Regions from separate parts of the Homo sapiens genome. Here region 1 is linked to region 2. A link is a loop called in an ENCODE intact Hi-C map of the cell type or tissue named here. Cell type or tissue: endothelial cell of umbilical vein. All regions are shown on one strand. Each heading gives the region's core, and the rest is flanking DNA. Links, peaks and the distances in the headings are about the cores only. Region 1 overlaps KCTD19 (potassium channel tetramerization domain containing 19). Region 2 overlaps PSKH1 (protein serine kinase H1).

Region 1 (5,375 bases), core at 104-5,103, 590 kb before region 2:
CTGGAATGGGTCAGTAGTGACAGTCTAGCTAGTTTGAGAGGAGATGTGCTAGTTGAGGAGAGAATGATCTATTTTGCAGAAATGAAATCTCCATTTCCTGCTATTTCCAAGCATGTAAAGTGTTAGCAGCACCATTTTCCCCAAGAAAGGTATGCCCAAGAAATCTTAAAAAAGAGAAAAACTAAAGCAAGTCCACAAAGATTGCCATCCTTGCCAGTCAGGTCATGCTGCAGGCCAGGCCCAGGCATCGGCCTTGACCTAGGCTCAGGAGCCTCAACAAGGCTGTTTCCCGAACTCTGTCAACCAATACTTGCTCTGACTTCTAGAAATACAAGTCCTCTACTCACGGAAAGCCATTCGGGTGCTATAAGAAATCACAGAAACCATTCCCCAGCCCCTCACTTACTTATTTTTGATCTGCCAGTTTCCCCTAATAGATATAACCTCCCCAAGACCTCAGGACCTTGGCTGTTTTGTCCTCTGCCGTATTTGCAGCACCTAAAACAAGGCCTGTGGGGTCTCAATACCTTTTTGTTCAATGAATGGCTAAATGAATGAAGAACACTCCAGAGAGCCTGGGCTTCCAGCTGCCCTCTGGCTTTGCTGACTGAAATTGCTACAGAGTGTGTGGCTGGTCTTCTACAGGCTGACTTCAAGTCCGCTTTCATCTGCCTGAATACAACTTCCAGGAATTTTACTTTTCACATGTTACGACCTGGAAAAAGTTATTGGAGAGAGGATTTCTTAAGGGAAATACAGACCTTAAATGAATTCAGATGGCTAATTTCTAGCACAAGAATAAATGATGTTGCTTTTGGCCTAGATAGTGGTGAAAAAATATGTCAATCAGAAGCAACATAAAACTGATGGCACGGGGAAGTATGTGTATGTATGTGTGTGGTTGCCAAAGATGGCTGACAAATGCGCCCTGATGGCAGAACTTTGGGACTTAACGGAGGTTTTCCAAAGCAGCAGCAGTTCTCAGAGATGCCTTATGCTCTGATGTAGGCTGTTGGAAAGAATGTGATGGTAAAGGAGCTTGGGGGAACTTCCAAATCCTTGACTGCCTTGTAAAGACAAGGAGGGCCAGCACTGCTTTAAGGCTCAAGGAAAGCAAGGCTGGTAGAACAAAAGGATGTGCAGAACAGCTGCTGTCAGCCCCCAAAGCCAAATAAGACGCAGCTTTCGGCATTTAAAACCTACCCCTTCACTGTGGGCTCCAGTCACCTCACTCTGCAGAAGTCATCTTGAGCATAACACTGAGTGTTCTCTCAGCAGATATGTTGTTAAGCATGTGCAAATGCCAGGTACTGTGAGAGGTGCTAGGTGTTTGTTTCATGAAAACATGAAAAGAGTACAGCCCAGTGAGGGAGAAAGACATATGAATACATGAGAATACATGATCACAACAGAATTAGCACTGCTAGAATGGGGGAATTCAGTCTGTTATGAGAGCAGAGAGACAAAAACTCAGGAAATGTCAGGATAGTCTTCCAGTGGGCCACATTTAGGCCAAATCTTTTTTTTTTTGAGATGGAGTCTCACTCTGTTGTTCAAGCTAGAGTGCAGTGGCACAATCTTGGCCTTGTCTCACTGCAACCTCCGCCTCCCAGGTTCAAGCGATTCTCCTGCCTCAGCCTCCTAAATAGCTGGGATTACAGTTGCCTGCCACCACGCCTGGCTAATTTTTGTAGTTTTAGTAGAGATGGGGTTTCACTATCTTGGCCAAGTTGGTCTCAATCTCCTGACCTCAAGTGATCCACCTGCCTCAGCCTCCCAGAGTTGGGATTACAGGCGCGAGCCACCGTCCCCAGCCAAGGCCAAATCTTAAAAGGGGAGAAATCCAAGAAGAGGAAACGGCAAGTGAAAAAGTGTAGAGAGAAAGCATGTGGGGTGCTTGGGGCAAGGCTGAACTTCAAAGTGTGTGTGTGTGCCTGTGTGTGTGTGTGTGCATGTGTATGTGGCCTTGCCTGCATGTAGGTGTGTGTCTTTGTTGGGATATGAGCCAGCACAAGCAGATGAGCCAGCCTGTGAGGAGCCCTGATGCCACGTCAAGGGGTTTGCATTTGAGTCATCCACTTACCCACACCACAGACAAGCTACACAGTTGGGATGAATATCTGCTGTTTATGTCATCCTCTTCCTTTCCAAGATCACAGTCATAATCTCACATCATGAGTAATGGGAAATGTGAGACTGCCACTGGTCTATTTTCTTAAAAACGTCATTTGTGTGATCAACATAAAAACTCCCTGGCTCCCTTGAGCACAAGGAATGAAGGCGTGTTTGGGTTGCTTGCTGGTAGCAGAATGCTCACAAGTGGAACAATTTAAAGTTCCAAACTGAGAAGTCCCCAGAAGGTGTGAAAAAGGAAACATAAGTAGCATGTCCTGTCAACACATTGTCCTCAGTGGACTTCAGGGGGGAAGTAAAAAAGAATCGATAATTTGCCATGAAACTTAAACCCTGGTGAATGACCCTAAAGGGAAATTCCACACTCTGCAGCTGTGACTCCCACCCAGGCTGATGGATGTGAAGGGCTCAGATCAGTTTACATTTAGGTAAGGTGGCCTTCCCAAATTACACAGGAAGTTCTAGGAGGCCCTGTGATATTAATGTGTGGACCTGTAATGACTACTTTGTATTTCCCCTATAAACAATATACAGTATTCCAAAATATCCAGATTCATGGATTTACATATCAGCTTTTATGACTCCCAAATTTTTATCTCTAGGCCTAACTGTTTCCATGAATTCCAGACCTGTACATCCCGCGCCTCCTGTTTACCTTCACTTGGATGGTTTTATTGCCCTTTCATTGTCTCTCAAACTCAACATGTTCAGATCCTAACTCCTGATTTTCCTCCCTAAACCTGTGTACACATCCCTCAAAATCCACCATTCATCTGGTTGCTCAGGAGAGAAACAAAGGAGTTGTCCATTCTCTCTCACCCTACATTCAATTCATCAGCAAACCCTGTCAGTTCTACCAGCAAGACATATTCAGAGTTTGAACACCTCTAACACTACTATTACCACCATAGAACAAACCACCATTATCTTTCATCTGGATACTGCAGGAGCCTCTTAACTGGTCTGTCTACTTCCTCCCTTGCTCTGCTGCAGTCTAGGCCAGGGGTCAGCAAGTTTTTTTCTATAAAAGGCCTGACAGTAAATATTTTAGGCTTTGCTTTGCTAGCCACATGGTCTCTGTCAACTCAACCACTCAGCTCTGTGTTACAGCTTGAGAGCAGCCATAGACAACACATAAACAAATGAGCATAGCTGTGTTCCAGTAAAACTTTATCAATGGCACTGAAATTAGAATTTTTTTTTTTTTTTTGAGACAGAGTCTCCCTCAGTCGCCCAGGCTGGAGTGCAGTGGTGCGATCTCAGCTCACTGCAACCACCGTCTCCTAGGTTCAAGCGATTCTCTCATCTCAGCCTCCCCGAGTAGCTGGGATTACAGGCACTTGTCATCATGCCCGGCTAATTTTTGTATTTTAGTAGAGATGGGGTTTCACCATGTTGGCCAGGCTGGTCTTGAACTCCTGACCTCAGGTGATCTGCCCGCCTTGGCCTCCCAAAGTGTTAGGATTACAGGCGTGAGCCACCACGCCTGGCCTGAAATTTGTATTTCATATGATTTTTACATAGCACAAAATATTTTTGATTTTTTTTCAACCATCTAAAAATGTAAAACCCATTCTTAGCTCATGGGCTTTCCAAAAAAGGTAGTGGCTGAATTTCGTCCATGGGCTGTAGTTTGCAGATTCTTGATCTAAGGTTAAGCCAGCAGCCAATGATCTTTCTTTTTATTTGGGGATAGAGTCTTGCTCTGCTGCCCAGGCTGGAGTGCAGTGGCATGATCTTGACTCACTGCAACCTCCGCCTCCCGGGTTCAAGCAATTCTCCTGCCTTAGCCTCCTGAGTAGCTGGGATTACAGGCGCATGCCACCATGCTCAGCTAATTTTGTATTTTTAGTAGAGATGGGGTTTCACCATGTTGGTCAGGCTGGCCGCCTCAGCCTCCCAAAGTGCTGGGATTACAGGCATGAGCCACTGCACCCGGCCTTTTTTTTTTTTTTTAAAGAGAAGATCTTGCTGTGTCACCCAGGCTGGGATGCAGTGGTGAAATCTCGGCTCACTACAGCCTTGAACTCCTGGGCTCATATGATCCTCTGGCTTCAGCCTTCTGAGTAGCTGAGACTACAGGCACATGCTACCATGCCTGGATAATTTTTAAATTTTTTGTAGAGATGATGTCTCATTATGTTGCCCAGGCTGGTATCCAACTCCTGGCCTCAGGTGATCTTCCCACCTCAGCATCCCAAAGTGTTGAGATTACAGGTGTGAGCCACCGTGCCCAGCCCCTCTCTCCCTCCCTCCCTCCTCCCCTTCTTTCTTCCTTCCTTCTTCCCTTCCTTCCTTTCTTCTCTCTCTCCCTCCCTCCCTCCTTCCCCCTCTCTTCCCTTCCCTTCCTTCCTTTCTTTCTTTTCCTGAGATATATTTCACATACTATAAAACTTACCCATTTAAAGCATGCAATTCAGTGGCTTTTAATCTATTAACAGAATCAAGCAACCATCACCACAATCTACTTCAATACCCCTAAAAGAAACCCTGTACCCAATAACAGTCACTGCTCATTCTCCATTCTCACTCACCCATCCTTCCTACCCTGAGCCCCAGCCCTAGGAAGCCACTTATCTATCTTCTGTCTCTATAAATTTGCCTGTTCTGCACATTTTAGATAAATAGAATCATACAATATATGGTGCCATTTTATTTATTTATTTGTTTGTTTGTTTGTTATAGAGATGGGGCTTTGTCATGTTGCCCAGGCTGGTCTTGAACTCCTAAGCTCAAGGGATCCACCCACCTCGGCCTCCCAAAGTGCTGGGATTATAGGCATGAGCCACCGCACCCAGCTGTGTCTATCTTCTATACATATAATCATACAATAAGACTGTTTCTTTCACTTAGCTGACATGATGGTTTTTTTCACTTAGCATTATATATATATATATATATATATATATATATAGAGAGAGAGAGAGAGAGAGAGAGAGAGAGAGAGAGAGAGAGAGGGGAAGGGTCTTGCTTTGTCACCCAGGCTGGAACACAGTGGTGCAAACACAGTTCATTGCAGCCTTGACCTCCCTGGCTCAGGCGATCCTCCTGCCTTAGCCTCCCAAGTAGTTGGGACTATAGGCATGAGCCATCATGCCTAGCTAAATTTCTTTTTTAATTTTTTGTAGAGTTGGAGTCTCACTTTGTTGCCTAGGCTGGTCTCGAACTTCTGGCTTCAAGCAATCCTCCTGCCTCAGCCTCCAAGAGCTACCTATAACATTTAGAATAAATCCTGTGTCTTC
Region 2 (5,375 bases), core at 215-5,214:
CCAGCACTGCTGGAGTCTTTCCGGAGTGATAGAAGGAGCCCCAGATGGGGAACTAGGATATTTGGGTCCAGGATATTTGGTCACCACCGTCTGAGTGGCTTTGGACGAGTCTCTTTACCTCTCCTGGACTGTCATTTCTGTAGATTGTCAGTGAGGACGATAATGCTGAATGCTCATACCCATTGCCACACTCTGTCCAATGTGCGTGCCTTCTTTGAAGAGTGCTTTGGACCAGGCTGGGAGTTTAAGTTTTGGAGGCAGACTCTAGAGAGTTGGGTACTTTCTGCAAGATGACATACTGTGACACTCCTGGGAAGTCTCTTCCTGAAGCTTCCTTACTCATCCTTGCCCATCCCTACACCTACCGTGATCTCTGGGCTAGGGGCACACACAAGAGATGCTGGGAACAGGAAAAGGCTCTGCTCTTCTTCCTAGGAGCTTTACCAGCCACCTCCCGTGTTATAGAGTCTGCATTTTCACCTGACCACAGTGTGGAGAGGGAGTTTAACAGATGTGATGGGACTGTGGAGCAGCTGTGATCACCTGGGGGCTGTTGCCCATTGTCCCCACCTCTCAGCCAGCACCCTCTCTTCTCTACTTTCTTTTTTTTTTCCCCTCTCTTGGCCAATTTGGTCTAATATCCTCCAGTTTCAATCTGTAGTTGGGATGGTGGAGTACCCGCATCAGCCTATCTTTACAGAGTTTCTGATTGGAATCAATGTGAGAGAAACTATGTCTCAGGAAGACAGAAGGAAGATCAGAGGGAAAATCATTGACTCTCTTATTGCCGACTGACTTTATTTTGTTTTCTTTCTTTCTTTAAGAGACGGAGTTTCGCTCTATCGCCCAGGCTGGAGTGCAGTGGCGCGATCTCAGCTCACTGCAACCTCCGCCTCCTGGGTTCAAGCAATTCTCCTGCCTCAGCCTCCTGAGTAGCTGCGACTGCAGGCTCATGCCACCACGCCTGGCTAATTTTTTTTGTATTTTAGTAGAGACGGGGTTTCACCGTGTTGCCCAGGCTGGCTCAAACTCCTGAGCTCAGGCAATCCACCTGCCTTGGCCTCCCAAAGTGCTAGGATTACAGGCGTGAGCCACCATGCCCAGCCTATTTTTTTTTTTTTTTTTGGAGACATGGTCTTGCTCTGTTGCCCAGGCTGGAGTGCCATAGCACAAACACAGCACACTGCAGCCTCGACTTCCCTGGCTCAAGCTATCCTCCACCTCAGCTTCCTGAGTATCTGGGACTACAGGTGCATGCCACCACGCCTGACTAATTTTTTGTAGAGATGGAGGTCTCACTACATTGCCCTGGCTGGTCTCAGACTCCAGGGCTCAAGTAATCCTCCCACCTTGGCCTCCCAGAGTGCTAGGATCACAGTGTAAACCACTGCGCCCTGATGCTGACTTACCTTTGATCCCTGTAGGTTTTATTTGTTTAAAGTGAAAAGTGAGGCCGGGTGCAGTGGCTCACACCTGTAATTCCAACACTTTAGGAGGCGGAGGTGGGCGGATCACTTGAGGCCAGGAGTTTAAGACCAGTCTGGCCAATGTGTTGTAACCCTGTCTCTACTAAAAATACAAAAATTAACCAAGCATGGTGGCACATGCCTGTAGTCCCAGCTACTTGGGAGGCTGAGGCACGAGAATTGTTTGAACCTGGGAAGTGGAGGTTGCAGTGAGCTGAGATCGTGCCACTGCACGCCAACTTAGGTGATAAAGCGAGACTCCATCTCAAAAAAAAAAAAAGAAATAAAAATGAATCGAAAAGTTAGACCTTTTGTTTTTTGTTTTTTTGAGACAGTCTCGATCTCTCACCCAGGCTGGAGTACAGTGGTGCGATCTCGGCTCACTGCAGCCTCCCTGGTTCAAGCGATTCTCCTACCTCAGCCTCCTGAGCAGCTGGGATTACAGGCGCGTGCCATCACGTCCGGGGCTAATTTTTGTATTTTTAGTAGAGACGGGGTTTCACCCATGTTGGTCAGGCTGGTCTCAAACTCTTGACCTTGTGATCCGCCCACCTCAGCCTCCCAAAGTGCTGGGATTACAGGCCTGAGCCACTGCGCCCAGCCAGGCCTTTTCTTTTATAAACCTTAGGTTTTTCCCTGAGGACCAGACTAGGTCCTCATTTAAACAAAAATTTAAACAAAAATACCCAGTACATGTGCCTGTAGATGACTGTTTATTTTGTGAATCTAGGGTTCTGCTTCTTCACCAGGAAGAAGTGACATCTGAGTGGCTGTGCTGGGTTACTCATGCAGTTTGTCTTGCCTCCGAATGGTGGTAGATGTTGTTACTGAGTGGTCGTGGGCATCGGGGTGAGGGACCTGTGTTCTGCCTCAGGAATACCAGCCCAAGAGGAGCTTCAGTCCTTCACTGCATGAGGTGTTGTGTTTTCCCTGAAAGAAGAAATAAGTCTGCAAAATTCCACAGTCCGTAGTTCTATCCTGTGGCCTCTGCGAAAAGGAACCTTGGTTCTAAATGCCTTTGTTTAACATTATTTCCTAGTTGCCATGTGGAACTTCCTGTGCATTTGGGTGAGAACAGCTGCAAATCCTGAAGAGCCTTGTGGAGGAATCTTTTCCTCTTATGTGAAGAAAAATAAACAATATTTTTTTTTGGTTTGGTTTGGTTTTGCTTTGTTTTTCAGACAGGATTTCTGTCTCCCAGGCTGGAATATAGTGGTACCATCACCGCTCACTGCAACCTCAACCTCTTGGACTGAAGCAGATCCTCCCACCCTAGCCTCCTAAGTAGCTGGGATCACAGGCACATGCCACCATGTCTGACTCAATTTAAAAAATGTTTGGCAGAGATAGGGTCTTTCTGTGTTGCCCAGGCTGGTCTTGAACTCCTGGACTCAAGTAGTCCTCACGCCTTGGCCTCCCAAAGTGCTGGGATTACAGGCATGAGCCACTATGCCCCATAGATAAACCTCATTTTTTCCTCTCTCTCTCTTTTTGAGATGGAGTCTTGCTCTTTTGCCCAGGCTGGAGTGCAGTGGCACAGTCTCAGCTCACTGCAACCTCCGCCTCCCAGGTTTAAGCGATTCTCCTGTCTCAGCCTCCCCAGACATCAGATTCTGTATCTAGTAACCCACAGTAAATGTCACATGGATGGTCTACATGCACCCCACACATCCAAAACTGAACTCTTTCCACTGCTTCCCAAATCTGTGCTTCTTGCTACACTCCTGACCACTTGCCGCTGAGCTGTGCAAGGGACGGGGTGCTGTCCTCATTCTTCCTTCCACCCAACATGGAAGTTCTGCTGCTGATAGCTCTCGATTCCACTCCACTGCTTGGGGCACTACACTCTTTTTTTTTTTTTTTTTTTTCCTTTTTGAAACAGGGTCTTTCTCTGTCACCCAGGCTGGAGTGTAGTGGTGTGATTATCGCTCACTGCAGCCTTGATCTCTTGGGCTCAAGCAGTCCTCCTGCCTTGGCCTCCAAAGTAACTGGGACTACAGGTGCATACCATCATACCCAGCTGATTTTTTTTTTTTTTTTTGAGACGGAGTCTTGCTCTGTTGCCCAGGCTGGAATGCAGTGGCATGATCTTGGCTCACTGCAACCTATGCCTCCCAGGTTCAAACAATTCTCCTGCCTCAGCCTCCAGATTAGCTGAGATTACAGGCGCCTGCCACAATGCCTGGCTAATTTTTGTATTTGTATTTGTATTTTTTATATATTTTTTGAGACTGAGTCTCACTCTGTCACCCAGGCTGGAGTGCAGTGGCGCGATCTTGGTGGCTCGCTGCAACCTCTGCCTCCTGGGTCCAAGTAATTCTGCCTCAGCCTCCTGAGTAGCTGGGATTACAGGCATGCGCCACCACGCCCGACTAATATTTTTGTATTTTTTTGGTAGAGATGGGGTTTTACCATATTGGCCAGACTGGTCTCGAACTCCTGACCTTGTGATCCGCCCACCTCGGCCTCCCATAGTGCTGGGATTACAGGCATGAGCCACCGCGCCCCGCCTAATTTTTGTATTTTTAGTAGAGACAGGGTTTCTCCATGTTGGTCAGGCTGGTCTCAAACTCCCTACCTCAGGTGATTCGCCTGCCTCAGCCTCCCAAAGTGCTAGGATTACAGGCGTGAGCTGCCGTGCCTGGCCTACCCAGCTAATTTTTTAATCTTGTAGGGACAGGGTCTCACTGTGTTGTCCAGGCTAGTCTCAAACTCCTGCACTCAAGCTATCCCCCCACCTCAGCCTCCCAAAGAGCTGGGATTACTCCCGGTGCTGGGATGGCCACACCTGGCCAATGGGACACCACACTCTTACTGGTCCTTTTTTAATTTTTTTTTTTTTTTTTTTTTTTGAGACAAAGTCTCGCTCTGTCGCCCAGGCTAGAGTGCAGTGGCGTGATGTCTGCTCACTGCAACCTCTGCCTCCCGCATTCACGCCATTCTCCTGCCTCAGCCTCCCGAGTAGCTGAGACTACAGGCACCCACCACCACGTCCGGCTAATTTTTTGTATTTTTAGTGGAGACGGGGTTTCACTGTGTTAGCCAGGATGGTCTCGATCTCCTGACCTCATGATCCACCCGCCTCGGCCTCCCAAAGTGCTGGGATTACAGGCATGAGCCACTGTGCCCAGCTCTTACTGGCCCTTTTAATCCACTTTGACCCTCCTTCAGGTCAACCTCATCCTTCTCTCTAAACACAGATCTGAATGCCTCTTTTCTTGTAAACCCTTTCGTAGCTCTCCTTCACTTCCCAGGAAGGTCCTGGTCCTCACTTGTGTTGCTCTCCATAACCACCTTCTGCTGACCTTCTATAACTTCATCTCCACATCCCTGCCTTTGTACCACCAAACTGCCCATTCCTAGATGCAGGATGTTACTCTGGGTTTCTGAGCCTTTGCAGTGTGTTATTCTCTCTCCCTGAAACACCATTCCCACCTTTCCTCATCTGACTCATTCTTGCTTCAAAATTCAGCATAGAGGTTACCTCCTTCAGGAAGGTTTTCCTAACCCCGACTTCACTCTACATTATATACTATTGGTTCTTAAGCTTAACACTTAACCATGTTATACTGAAATTATGTTTTTGGCTGGGCACAGTGGCTCACACCTGTTATCCCAGCACTTTAGGTGGCCAAAGCTGGCGGATCACTTGAGGTCAGGAGTTGGAGACCAGCCTGGCCAACATGAAACCCTTTCTCTCTACTAAAAATACAAAAATCACCCAGGCGAGGTGGCAGGTGCCTGTAATCCCAGCTACTTGGGAGGCTGAGGCATGAGAATCGCTTGAACCCGGGAGGCAGAGGCTGCAGTTAGCTGAGGTCGTGCCAGTGCACTCCAGCCTGGGTGAAGGAGACTCCATCTCAAAAAAAGAAAAACAAAATTATTTGTTTTTATGCTTTTCTCTTTATT

Evidence for each region. A loop is a pair of places that touch in the nucleus more often than their neighbours do. Peaks named below come from ENCODE experiments on the same cell type or tissue, not always from the same donor. Only the 100,000 strongest peaks of a DNase experiment are listed, where the experiment ranks them.
Region 1: a loop joins it to region 2, with 7 times the contacts of the local background. A loop is called at or near these places in 1 of 110 quality-filtered maps.

Annotation. Positions count from the first base shown.
Region 1 is chr16:67,309,785-67,315,159 of GRCh38, forward strand. The region is part of intron 2 of KCTD19 (potassium channel tetramerization domain containing 19); the gene reads right to left. Among named protein-coding and RNA genes, the nearest start is that of KCTD19, 14 kb to the right of the region's middle. RefSeq lists an enhancer at 1,992-2,241. In endothelial cell of umbilical vein, for the core only: no CTCF peak of the experiment used is centred there; a DNase peak (open chromatin) is centred at 2,157; H3K27ac peaks cover 1,554 bases.
Region 2 is chr16:67,900,527-67,905,901 of GRCh38, forward strand. All of the region lies in intron 1 of PSKH1 (protein serine kinase H1), which reads left to right. Among named protein-coding and RNA genes, the nearest start is that of PSKH1, 10 kb to the left of the region's middle. In endothelial cell of umbilical vein, for the core only: no CTCF peak of the experiment used is centred there; a DNase peak (open chromatin) is centred at 2,475; H3K27ac peaks cover 1,465 bases.